Linked DNA regions of Homo sapiens: region 2 is linked to region 1. A link is a loop called in an ENCODE intact Hi-C map of the cell type or tissue named here. Cell type or tissue: OCI-LY7. All regions are shown on one strand. Links, peaks and the distances in the headings refer to the core of each region. The heading gives the core; the rest is flanking DNA.

Evidence for each region. Peaks named below come from ENCODE experiments on the same cell type or tissue, not always from the same donor. Only the 100,000 strongest peaks of a DNase experiment are listed, where the experiment ranks them.
Region 2: a loop joins it to region 1, with 11 times the contacts of the local background. A loop is called at or near these places in 8 of 110 quality-filtered maps.

What each region holds. Positions count from the first base shown.
Region 1 is chr9:97,596,523-97,601,894 of GRCh38, forward strand. It overlaps TMOD1 (tropomodulin 1), which reads left to right. Exons shown (of 10, transcript NM_003275.4): 10 at 3,112-5,221. The coding sequence ends at 3,176. It overlaps TSTD2 (thiosulfate sulfurtransferase like domain containing 2), which reads right to left. Exons shown (of 10, transcript NM_139246.5): 10 at 3,558-5,372. Among named protein-coding and RNA genes, the nearest start is that of TSTD2, 34 kb to the right of the region's middle. RefSeq lists enhancers at 2,096-2,155, 2,226-2,295, 2,386-2,435. In OCI-LY7, for the core only: CTCF peaks have their summits at 2,352 (motif pointing left) and 2,556; a DNase peak (open chromatin) is centred at 2,329.
Region 2 is chr9:97,384,112-97,389,483 of GRCh38, forward strand. No RefSeq gene overlaps it. Among named protein-coding and RNA genes, the nearest start is that of MIR1302-8, 23 kb to the left of the region's middle. RefSeq lists enhancers at 1,635-2,141, 2,142-2,647, 3,898-4,462, 4,513-4,712, 4,743-4,892. In OCI-LY7, for the core only: CTCF peaks have their summits at 3,026 (motif pointing right) and 3,225; a DNase peak (open chromatin) is centred at 3,050.

The DNA.
Region 1 (5,372 bases), core at 192-5,191:
TTACAAGAAGGAAACAGAAGTCTAGGGAAGTAGGTAATTAACATTACCCACAATCCGTGGGCAGGACCGGGATTTGAATTGGCAATGTGGCTCCAGTGCCTGGGTGCTCCACATTGGGAGATGGTCCCATCAGGAGGTCGTCTCTTGACATCTCCAACAAGCCATCCCTTTGCCATGTTACTACCATTCCAGGTAGCCTGAGTGCCCCCAAGTGACCAAGGAAAAGCTTACCCTTAGAGGGTCTTTACTCCCAATGCCCCCCACCTTCCCATCCTCTACCTTTTTGTTGTTTAAAATTCAGCTGACCTGTTAGTTGCCACCTGGGAAGGTCTGACCACTTCATTCTTTATGCCTCTCATACCTCAGAGAGCTGCCAGGGCATCTCTAATACTTCATATTTCTCAAACAGTAGTTCTCAAACATTGTATATCTTGGTTCCTGTTATACTGTGTCTTTACTTCTGATTCTTGTGCTTGGCACACAGCACTCAGTACATGCTGCCGAATATTTAAATGAATAGAAAGTGCTTTCCAAAAACATGATGGAAATGTTCAAATTTGGCAAGAAGTGGCAGAGGAGTTCAAGCAGCAGATGGAGGTTGGTCCGGACGACTGGAGAGCCCTTCTGGCATTCACAATAAAAGGAGTCTCTGGCTCTTGCAATAAGCAGTGAAGAGTTTTTTAAAGAAAGTAAAGACCAGACAGAATTGAAGGAGGATATTGGGAGACCCAGCTTTTACTCCCAGTTTTGTGACTTATTCGTAACTTGGAATAAGTTACTTCCCTCTCCTGGTCTCAACTTCCTTCATCATTAAAAAGGGAAAAAAATAATACCTGAATAAATGGATGCCTTTCCCTTCTCTCCATCCAGTCCCTGAAAAAGCCAGTGCCAGGGGGCCGGGTGGGGTGGCTCACGCCTGTAATCCCAGCACTTTGGGAAGCCGAGGCAGGCAGATCATGAGGTCAGGAGATCAAGACCATCCTGGCCAACATGGTGAAACACTGTCTCTACTAAAAATACAAAAAATTAGCTGGGCATGGCAGTGCATGCCTGTAGTCCCAGCTACTTGGGAGGCTGAGGCAGGACAATTGCTTGAACTCGGGAGGCGGAGACTGCAGTGAGCCAAGATCGGGCCACTGCACTCCAGCCTGGCAACAGAGCAAGACTCCGTCTCAAAAAAAAAAAAAAAAAATAGGCAAGCCAGTGCCAGGGGAACCATGCACACACACACACAGATCCGGCCCAGTGGACACAATGAGGGCAAGTAATGGAAAATAACCCCCCCACCAAGCCATAGGGTCCTTTCTGTTCCCTCAACCATGGGCCAGGGACTTGGATTTCAGTCCTGGCTCTGCTGCCAGCTCTCAGGGACTGGGGCTCTTTTCTTCTGCAGGGAGAAGGAGCTAATCCTCCCTGTGAGAATCAGATGCGATATGGATATGGAAACCCTACCCACACAAGGCTCAAGTCTACTGAGGGAGGCACTGGACTGAGGCTCAAGATGAGTCAAAAGTCTTGGTTCTAGCTGGGTGCGGTGGCTCATGCCTGTAATCCCAGCACTTTGAGAGGCTGAGGCGTGGGGGATCACTTGAGGTCAGGAATTCGAGACCAGCCTAGCCAACATGGTGAACCCCCATCTCTACTAAAAACACAAAAATTAGCCGGGTGTGGCAGCGGGCACCTGTAATGCTAGCTACTCAGGAGGCTGAAGCAGGAGAATTGCTTGAACCTGGGAGGCGAGGTTGCAGTGGGCCAAGATTGCGCCACTGCACTCCAGTCTGTGTGACAGAGCGAAACTCCATCTCAAAAAAAAAAAAAAAAAAAAAAGGCTTGGTCCTGTCTGGTACTAGCTTTATTGCTTTAAGCAAGAAATATACCCTCTCTGCCATACTTTCCTCATCCATAAAATGGGAATGGTAACTAACATTCCAGCAGCGTTGGAGGGGCTCCGATGAGGCAATGAGGATGGCCCTGGTGGGCATGCCTGCACAGCTACTATGGAGATGCTTAAAAGTCTGGTTCATGTAAACTCTTTGGTCACGTTGAGCAAACCTCTTGTGCTCTTTGGGTTTTGGTTTTTGTCCCCTCACATCTACCCCCAAGAAGTTGGACATTCTGATCATCTAAGGAACTGGGCTGGCCCCACCTCCCTTGTGGGTCTGCTTTGTATGGCCAGTGTCATGCACAAGCTGATTTGGTTTTTGTTGCAGCTCGTATTCATCGATCTGGTGGCTGCAGGTCTACCGCCTCAGCTTGGGAACCTGAAGACATCTAAGTATAGACGGACTTTTTTTCCCTCCACCATAGCTTCCTGTCTCTGCCAACACCAGCAGGCCTCTCGACTGCCACCTACTGGCTCTACAGACTTCTTTGACCTTTCTCTTGTGGCTCATAGAGCTTGCTGCTTGGTCTTATCTGCAGACACTACAATTAATTTCAAAACACTCTCCCTTGTTACAACAAACAGAGCCCCTCCTGCCCCTCCCTGCATCCTCATCATCCTTTAAGCTAACGTCTCCAGCCTGCAACCTCCTGGCTAGTGCTTTCCTCTTCATGGCATTTAACTACTTTGTCACTTGAACAGTGTTGAGCATAACTGTCTTGCCCCCGGGGAAAATGGCAAGGTTAAACATAAGGGGATACAGATACTGCAGGGTAATCTTTCGGGTGGAAACTCTCGTTTATATAGGCAGGAGGTAGGCCAGGAGCTCCCAGACATAGCTGGGGGAAATGTTTCCACCTGGTTAAGACCCTAATCTCATTAAGAAGACTGACTAAACTTTTAACTCTTATCTGAACACCGGAGTAAAGATCTTCAACTGGAGCTTCTGTAAGCAAAGAAAATAGCCGACTTATAACGTGGGACTGTGTGGTCAGCCACTTAGCAGATATCTATGAATGAATCTCCACTACCACAGACCCTCATCAATGAACACTGACAGACTGGAGGGCTGTTGTACAACTCACACATACTGTCCTTTCAAAACAACAGACTTCAGACTCTGTTAACAAACCAATTAGTGCGAGGTTTCACAGTGCTTTCTCAGCAACAGTGCTGGCCCCTGGTCTACAGGGAAAAGTGCCTTATATCTTATCTCCATTCCTTTCCAGTGAGGAAGAGGAGGCTTGCGGACCTGACTGGGCCCATCATTCCCAAGTGCCGGAGTGGTGTCTAGTGTGTGGCGGTGGAGTCCATGCCTTTGAACTGGATGTGTTCTATTGATGACCTGTGCTCTGCAGGGGAAACCAGAAGGCAAAATGCTGGCAGCATGAAACCCTTTTGTGGTTCAGTTCTTTATGCACTAAGGTTTTAGGTTGACTAGTGGTTGTAGTTGAAAATTTTATAAAATACCGTTAATGTGAAGTTTTTCTTTAGTCACAGAAGTTGAATCTGGTTATTATTTAAAAACTAGAAGCCCCCAAACCAGCAGATCTTACTGAAGATGATGTTCCAGCAGCAGCGACTTAGCCCCAGGAGCCCAGTTTCAATGGCCTTGCTGTGTGGTGTTTCAAGTGCATTTAAAATGTGTGACACAGAAACGGCACACTCTTCCACATGCTTTTGAAGTATTATAAAACACTTTATTACAAATTTGTCTTAGCTATTAGCAAATAAAACTGATTATCATTCTTTATTAACCCTCCTTGGAATTTTGAAAACCTCGATTAAAGTTGCCAAATTGATTACTGGATCCAGAACACAATTTTCCCCTCAGAACAGATAGACAGACTGAAGCCACTGAACTCTGCCAGGAGTCAACATGAGATTCCTTTTGCTGGATATGCAGAAATGATAGGAAAAAAACCAATGGTGAAATTTCAAGTTTCAAAAACCAACCTTTCATTACCAATCCCAGGCAACAAACATGTCCCTGAGTGTTCTTTAAGAACATTTGGGATTTATGTACAATTTAATACTGGAGTTAGAACTTTTTCCTTATTGAATGCCAACCTTATGATGGATGTGAAAATCTACGGCCAAATACTTTTGAAAACACCTTTCTATATTGCACAGTGGGCAAATGGCTTATGTGAGGTAAGACACTAGAGGGATAAATTTCCAGATCAACATGGCTATGGTATTTAGTAATGGCCCAGCTTAGAGACTTCAGCTACTGATCTCATCACTTATTAGACAAATTGCTGCTGACCTTACGCCTGTATATTAAGCCTCCGCAGGATGCCGGACAATGGTGAAGAAACTCCAGATATCAAGGAATTGGGAAATCCTGGCCAAACCACCCCAAGATGATTACACTGAAATGTAGTATTAGTACTGCTGCCAGATCTCTTTTTAACATCATGTGCGTCTCTTGGGATCCAGCAAAAGTGTTAAGCCACAATGCCCTTGTGCCTTTTAATATACCACAGTGCCAGTTAAACTAATATTTTTGTTTGTTGCTTTTGGGAGTTATTTTCATTAGTGATTTCAGCAAATCTCATGATAAAGGACAAGGTCAAGAACTCCAGAGCACTGAGCAGAGAGGCTGGTGATGAAAAGGTGAAGGCCTGCGCACTGAACTGTAAGGCAGTGGGCAGTACAGGGTAACTGGAGGCGGGGCCAGGGCCTCAGCGCTATGGAAGAGTGTCCACTGAGGCTGCACATGGCCCAGGAGTGGCACCATGTTGCAGGGACAACCATCCCCATTTGGCTTCTCCTTAAAACACAATTGCAGCTGCATTCTGCATCGCTGAAAACTGCAATATAATATTAAATCTGTTGGTCTATGCATGGCTGCGTATGTGTTTCTTGGAACCTGTGTGACAGGGACATGTGCCTGGCACACTGGCCAGAAGACTGGGCAGCCACCATGGCAGTGCTGGATGACCTCAGTAAGAATGTGTCATGTATTCCAGGTGCTGATCTAAAAACTGTGGCTCAAATGTCACCGAGCTTATATGAAGCTCCCAGAGAGAACATTTAAAAGCTCAGAGAGTAAGTGCTGGGGAAAGCAGAGCTATCAGAGGAAATCTCTCATAGAAACGAAACCAAACCAACAGAAAATGAAGAAGGCCACATCTTTAAGGCCACCTCTGCCTCTATCAGATGAGCTGCTGGTCTAGATCAGGGGCTGGCAAACTTTTCTGTAAAAGGCCAGACAGTAAAAATTTCCGATTTTGCAGGCCACATAGTGTCTGTTGCAACTATTCAACTCTGCCATAGATCATGTGTAAAGGAATGGGTGTGGCTGTTCAATAAACTATACAGTTGACCCTTGAACAATATGGGTTTGAACTGCATGGCTGCACTTATATATGGATTTTTTTCAACCATACAGGTTGAAAATACAGTATTGGCAGGGGGCGAAACCTGCGTACATGGAGGGCTGATTTATCACATACGTGGGTTCTGTAGGGCCCACTGTGGGACT
Region 2 (5,372 bases), core at 152-5,151, 210 kb before region 1:
CACTCAGCCTGTCTCCAGGTAGATAGTATCAGAATGGAATTGAATTAGAGGATGCCTAATTCACTGCCTAATACACTGCAGAATTGCTTGATGTATGGGGAAATGACCTTCACACATCCGTTATCAGACGTATTGTATTGAGTGGTGTGTGAGTAGAGGGAAAAACCACTTTTTCCCTATATCTTACATATTGAATGCCTTTCATTTTATTTTCTTGCCTAATTGCTGGGCCCTCCCATGCCTCCCACTCACTGCCCCCCTAATGCCTCACCTTCAACTCTCCCCACGGGAAAAGTTCACAGTCCCCCCCACTCCTGCCCACTTTGCCCCATGAAATAACCACAGTACAAGACTGGACAGAGGATAAAGCCATCCAGGGGGCTGTAAGCTCTAAGGACTCGGGCCAGCTTGCCCTTAGGACAAGTCAGTAACAACACAACTGAGTGTGTAAACAGGGGACCCCCAAGACCTTGGACCTCAGGAACACAGGACCCCAGACTTCACCTTGGCCAGTATGGGAGTGTGGGGTCTGTCGTTGACAAGGAATAAGTACCCTTATCCTGGCAAACCAGAGCTCACCTGTGGTTCATCAGGCTCCAGCCAGGAAGGAATGGCCAGGATGTGCCTGACAGAGAGGCTGGGAGTCTTCTAGGGAATTTCCGCCTTGAAAGGAATTATACCAGGAATTGCAGGGATGCTGGAAATCCTAGATCTTAGGTAGTAGCAATGTTTATGCAATGAGGCCCAGCTGCAGCCTTAAAAATTGCATTGCAAAATCTTTCCCCCTGGATAAGAAACCAGCAAGAAAAGAAGTGCTAAGGTCAAAGACAGAATCCCAGGAGGAGTCAAATCTAAGGTCAAGGGTCACTCACGGCTCTCCTGGAAGTGAACTGAAGATGCAATGTCCAGCCTGCCCTAAGTCCATTTGCAAATAATCCTCCTTTGGCCTTATCCTTTCCACATTACACATTTGGATCTTTTTACACTCCCCCCGCCCCAACACATACACACATACACACTTAGTACTGATGCAATTCCAGTGTTTGAACAAGAAAACTACAAGTCCCTAATAGTTGATCAAAGGAAACCTCAGTAAGCAAATCAACATGTTCCCTCTTCCTCCAAAGCAGTAGAAAGGTAGCCACTGTCTTGGGTCAGGAAATGGTCCCTGGAAGGGTATTTTTAAAGACACCCAGATTCCCAAGGGTGCTGCTATGCCGTGTGAAAGCCCCTTCAGCTGCTAACCTGGGAGTTCTGAGGGGCTGTCTCTGCTTCTTGCCCAAGCTGACGATACAGAAGTGAACATGGGCCCTGAGGAAGTCCTACTTTTCTCCCATCTCCCTTCTCCTGCAGTCAACACACAGGCACCCCTGCAAGATGCCTCATCTCTAGGAGGGATATGAGAGCCTGTATCTCCAATTAACACAGGAAGTGAAAGAACAAAACCACAGCTCCTAGGCTGTAACAGAAACAGGATTTTAATACAGTATTCATCTCTATTGTATCCATTTTTATAGTAAATAAATTTTGCCCCTCTTCAAAGCAGCCAGGGCTGGGGGAGAGCTCTTAGGGAGCGGGGACAGGAGTGTCTCATGTTCTCCTGGGCTTCAAGGGATCCCAGAAAAAGACTCACCTTGCTGTCCTTCTCATCTGGGCTGGAGGAGCCGGCCCAGGGTCCCTGGGGGGCCCAGCTGTGCCCTGCTGCGTACGTAGGGGTCACAGTTGAGCGTGCCTCGTGTCTGTCCAGCCACTGGTCCAGGGCTCTGCTCTGGGGGCCTGGTGGCTGGATGGGAGGGCAGGATGACCTGGAGGGGACTACCCCAGGGTCTCAGACTACCCTGCCACCCACTCTCACTCTGTGCTCCGGGCACTGTGCTGCGTGCTTGGTGTCCCGGTCCCGAGAGTGATCATTTAGCATCAGCCCATTTCATAGAGGAGGAAAGCGAGGCCCTGAGAGGTGAGGTGCCCTGCCCCAGCCACAGGGCTGTTCAGTGATGGAGCCGGGAGCCCAGTGCCAGCTGTCCGACACTCCAAACCCACACTTAGCCCAAAGCTGCACTGAGCCCTGGGACAGTCCGCCCAGTACACCAGGTCACTCACAGGCACCTGAGCTTGACTGTGGCCTTTTCTCCTTGGCATTGAGGCCGTTGCTGGCTGACTCAGGTGGTGGTTCTGACTGGCAGGACTGCTTATAGCTACAGGACAGGGTGGCAGCCCTGAGACTACCTGGAGCCACACCTCAGCTCTCCCTCCCAATGCCTGCCCAGCACCTGCAGTCTGGATGGCCCAGCTGTCACCACATACTAGAGGATGACTCTGACCAGGAGCCATAGCTTCAGGCTTCCTGCTACTGGCCACCAGAGAGAGTCGACCCCTGCCCTCACCCAAGTCCTTCCCCAGCCTGATCTCTCATCCTCACTGAGCTGCTCCATGGTCTGGAACCAGGTTCCAAAGTCCTCAGGTGGAAATTATCTGCAGCCACCTGAGGCAGCTGCAGCTCCCTAATTACTGTGCATTCCTGGTGCCAGAGGGAAGAACAGCAGGGTGACAGGGCCCGGTGGGGGGTGCTGGAGGAGCCCTGGTGGGGGTGTGGAGTGGGGCTAAGGGTCTTGGCCTCTCTAGGTCTTTGCTTTTAAGAGGCTCCCACCTCCACTCCAATCCCATCCAGTCCCTACTTGTTCTCAGAGTTGGGTTCAAACAGTCCCTCCTCCAGGAAGTTGTCCTTGATTCCAGCGCCTACCCCCACCCTCCAGTGGGATGGTTCCTCCTCTGCTCTGTATCAAGCCCTCCCAATGAGTCTAAGATGTAGGGGATGGGTCCAGGGAGTGTCTGGCAGGCGGGGAGTCTCCGACTTCCACGCCCCCAGCCTCCCGCAGTGAATGCCACAGCTGCTTACCTAACTCCTTTCCTGGAAGTTGATCAGATTTGCCTGGAAGTCACACAGCCAAAGCCCATCAAAAAGTCCCTGGCCCCTGACCACCTCCCGACCACATTCCTCTCACGTTGCAGTACCAACAGGGTCCACCAGGGGGCAGGGCGTGCATACAAAATGGGACTTGAACCTGGGTCAGACTAGGCTCCAGAGGAGGCGGTCACGGCAGCGGAGGCTCAGGGACTTTAGAGCCCAGCCCTCTCTGATGACAGACAGGGAAACCGAGGCATCGAGCTGGAAGGGATTGTTCACCTACTCCCGTGCTCTCTAACTTCACTCTCCTGCCACCATGGACAGCGCCCGAGGGAGCGTCTGACTCCAGCGCAGCTACAATCTCCTGCAGCTGGGCAGCGAGGCAGCTGGGCCGCTTCACTACACGGGGAACGGGGTCTGGCGGCTCCGTGGAGCCTCCGTTCCCCTCATCAATACGGTGGGCGCGACGCCCGGCTCACAGGGGAAGTGTGAGGACCGCCTAAGAGGAGGTTTGCCGAGAGCTCAAGACTCGGTGAGGGGCTCTCTCCTCCCAAGCTCAGGACCCTGGCCCCGCCCTGCCCCTCCCCAGCCTCAATCGCATCTGGATAATCCTTCATCGCAGTGCCCAGCATCACCAGGTCAGATGGAATGGGCCAAGGAGGGGTCGGACCCTGTGCCCATGGGGTGGGGTGTTGATGAGCACTGGCTCTCCGGTACCGCCCTCGGGTTGATCAGATCAAACAATCTGCAGCCACCTGGGGCAGCTGCAGCTCCCTAATTACCTAATCAAATCCCTCACACTCAGCCTCCCGGACCCACCCAGGCCTCCCACGTGGAGCAGCCAAGATTTGCCCCCACCCAAAACCCGTCCCCACACCTCTCTGCGTCTAGCAAACTCGCTGTAGCCACTCCTACAGCCGGCTTTGGCAATCACAAAGGTTGTGAGGGGCCAGCCCTGGTTCTCCCTGCTCCTCTCCAACCCACCATCTCCACCCTCTGCGCCAGCCCAGCTCTCCCTGACCCTTGCTCTGGCCACTTCTGTTGGAGGCATTTCAGGCACTGCTGGAGAAGCAAGGCCCCCTCCTCTCTTGATGTGAGGCCTACGCTGGGAGGGAGGAGTCCTGCCCTCTGACTCCCAGGAGTTTCTCCCACCCCACCTGCAGCTGCTGCCTCTTCTGGGCTCTCTGGGGCTCCATCTCCAGGGTGGCCACCCTGAAGGTCCCCTCCTGCCAGGGTCGAGGGCAAGGTCAGTGAGGATATCCTCTTCACCCCTTTATTCTCCCAGCCCCCTGACCCTGGGGCCCTGGACACCTGGCCAGATCAGCTGGTACTAGTACTACTGCCACCACTTCTGGGGCGCTTTGATTCCAGCTTCACTCCCTTGGCCTCCCTGAACCTGTGTGTTTCCTCCTCTGGGAAAGTGCGGCAGGAACTCCACCTGCCTCACAGGCTCTCCTGAGCACCTGGTTCCTAGCACTCACAGCATTGTTCCTGCCATCACACCCCTCCCCCAGGGCAGAGCCAGGCACAAAGCCCTCCACATTCCTCTCCATTGTCACCATGTGAGTCCTGCACCACAGGGCCATCATCCCTCCACTTTTCAGATGAGAAAACAGAGGCCAAAGAGGAGAGTGACTTGCCCAGGGCCCCATAGGAGAGGCCAGCTTCCTCCTCCTAGCTGGAGGCCCCATCCCAGCTGCCTTCACCATGCCCCTCAGCACCACTGCTGACCAGGGTCCCATCCTCTGGGCTCTCGATGTGTGTCCAGGCCCCCAGCCAGGCCCAGCCGTGGTGGGAGAAGACAGGGTAGTCCCAGGAGGCCCAAATGAGTGGCTCCTGCCTGCCTCAGCCACAGGATTCTCTGCCCCAAAGGCTGGGCTGAGGCCATGCAAAGGCTCCACCTCCCCAGGGAAACCCCCAGGAAGTTCCCCTGCACAGAACACTTTCTTCCTCCACTCAGGAAGGGGGACTCCGAGGTGCTATCTCTAATTGACAGGCTAGGGGTGCCCAGGGTGATGGGTGAGGCCACTTTGCTTCCTCTTTTGTGTGGATGCTTGTGAAATCCTCTCAGGAAGTAGCCACCGGGGATCCATTAGTCCCCATATACTCCTCATAAACCATCTGGGATATGTGTCATTGCAAATGAGGCATCAGGGCCGGAATCTGTGACTGATCAGCAGTGCCTGCTATGGTGCCAGAGAGGGCAGTTGCAGAGTGCACATACCTGTCCTCTACTCTAGCCATTTGGACCCATGGCTGGGCAGCCTTTTTGACTACCTGGCCTATGGGATTCCTCGGCAGTGCCCATCCCTGGTGCAGGCAGGGAGCCCCCTCCCCTTGGAGCTGCAGTCCAGACAGAAGAGCAGCTGGAGGCCAGCTTCCTGAGGACCCTCTACCTTCCCCATCTGCCAACAGCCTGGAGGGGGCTACCAGCCAGTGCGATGGGCCAGCCAGGGACCCAAGCCAG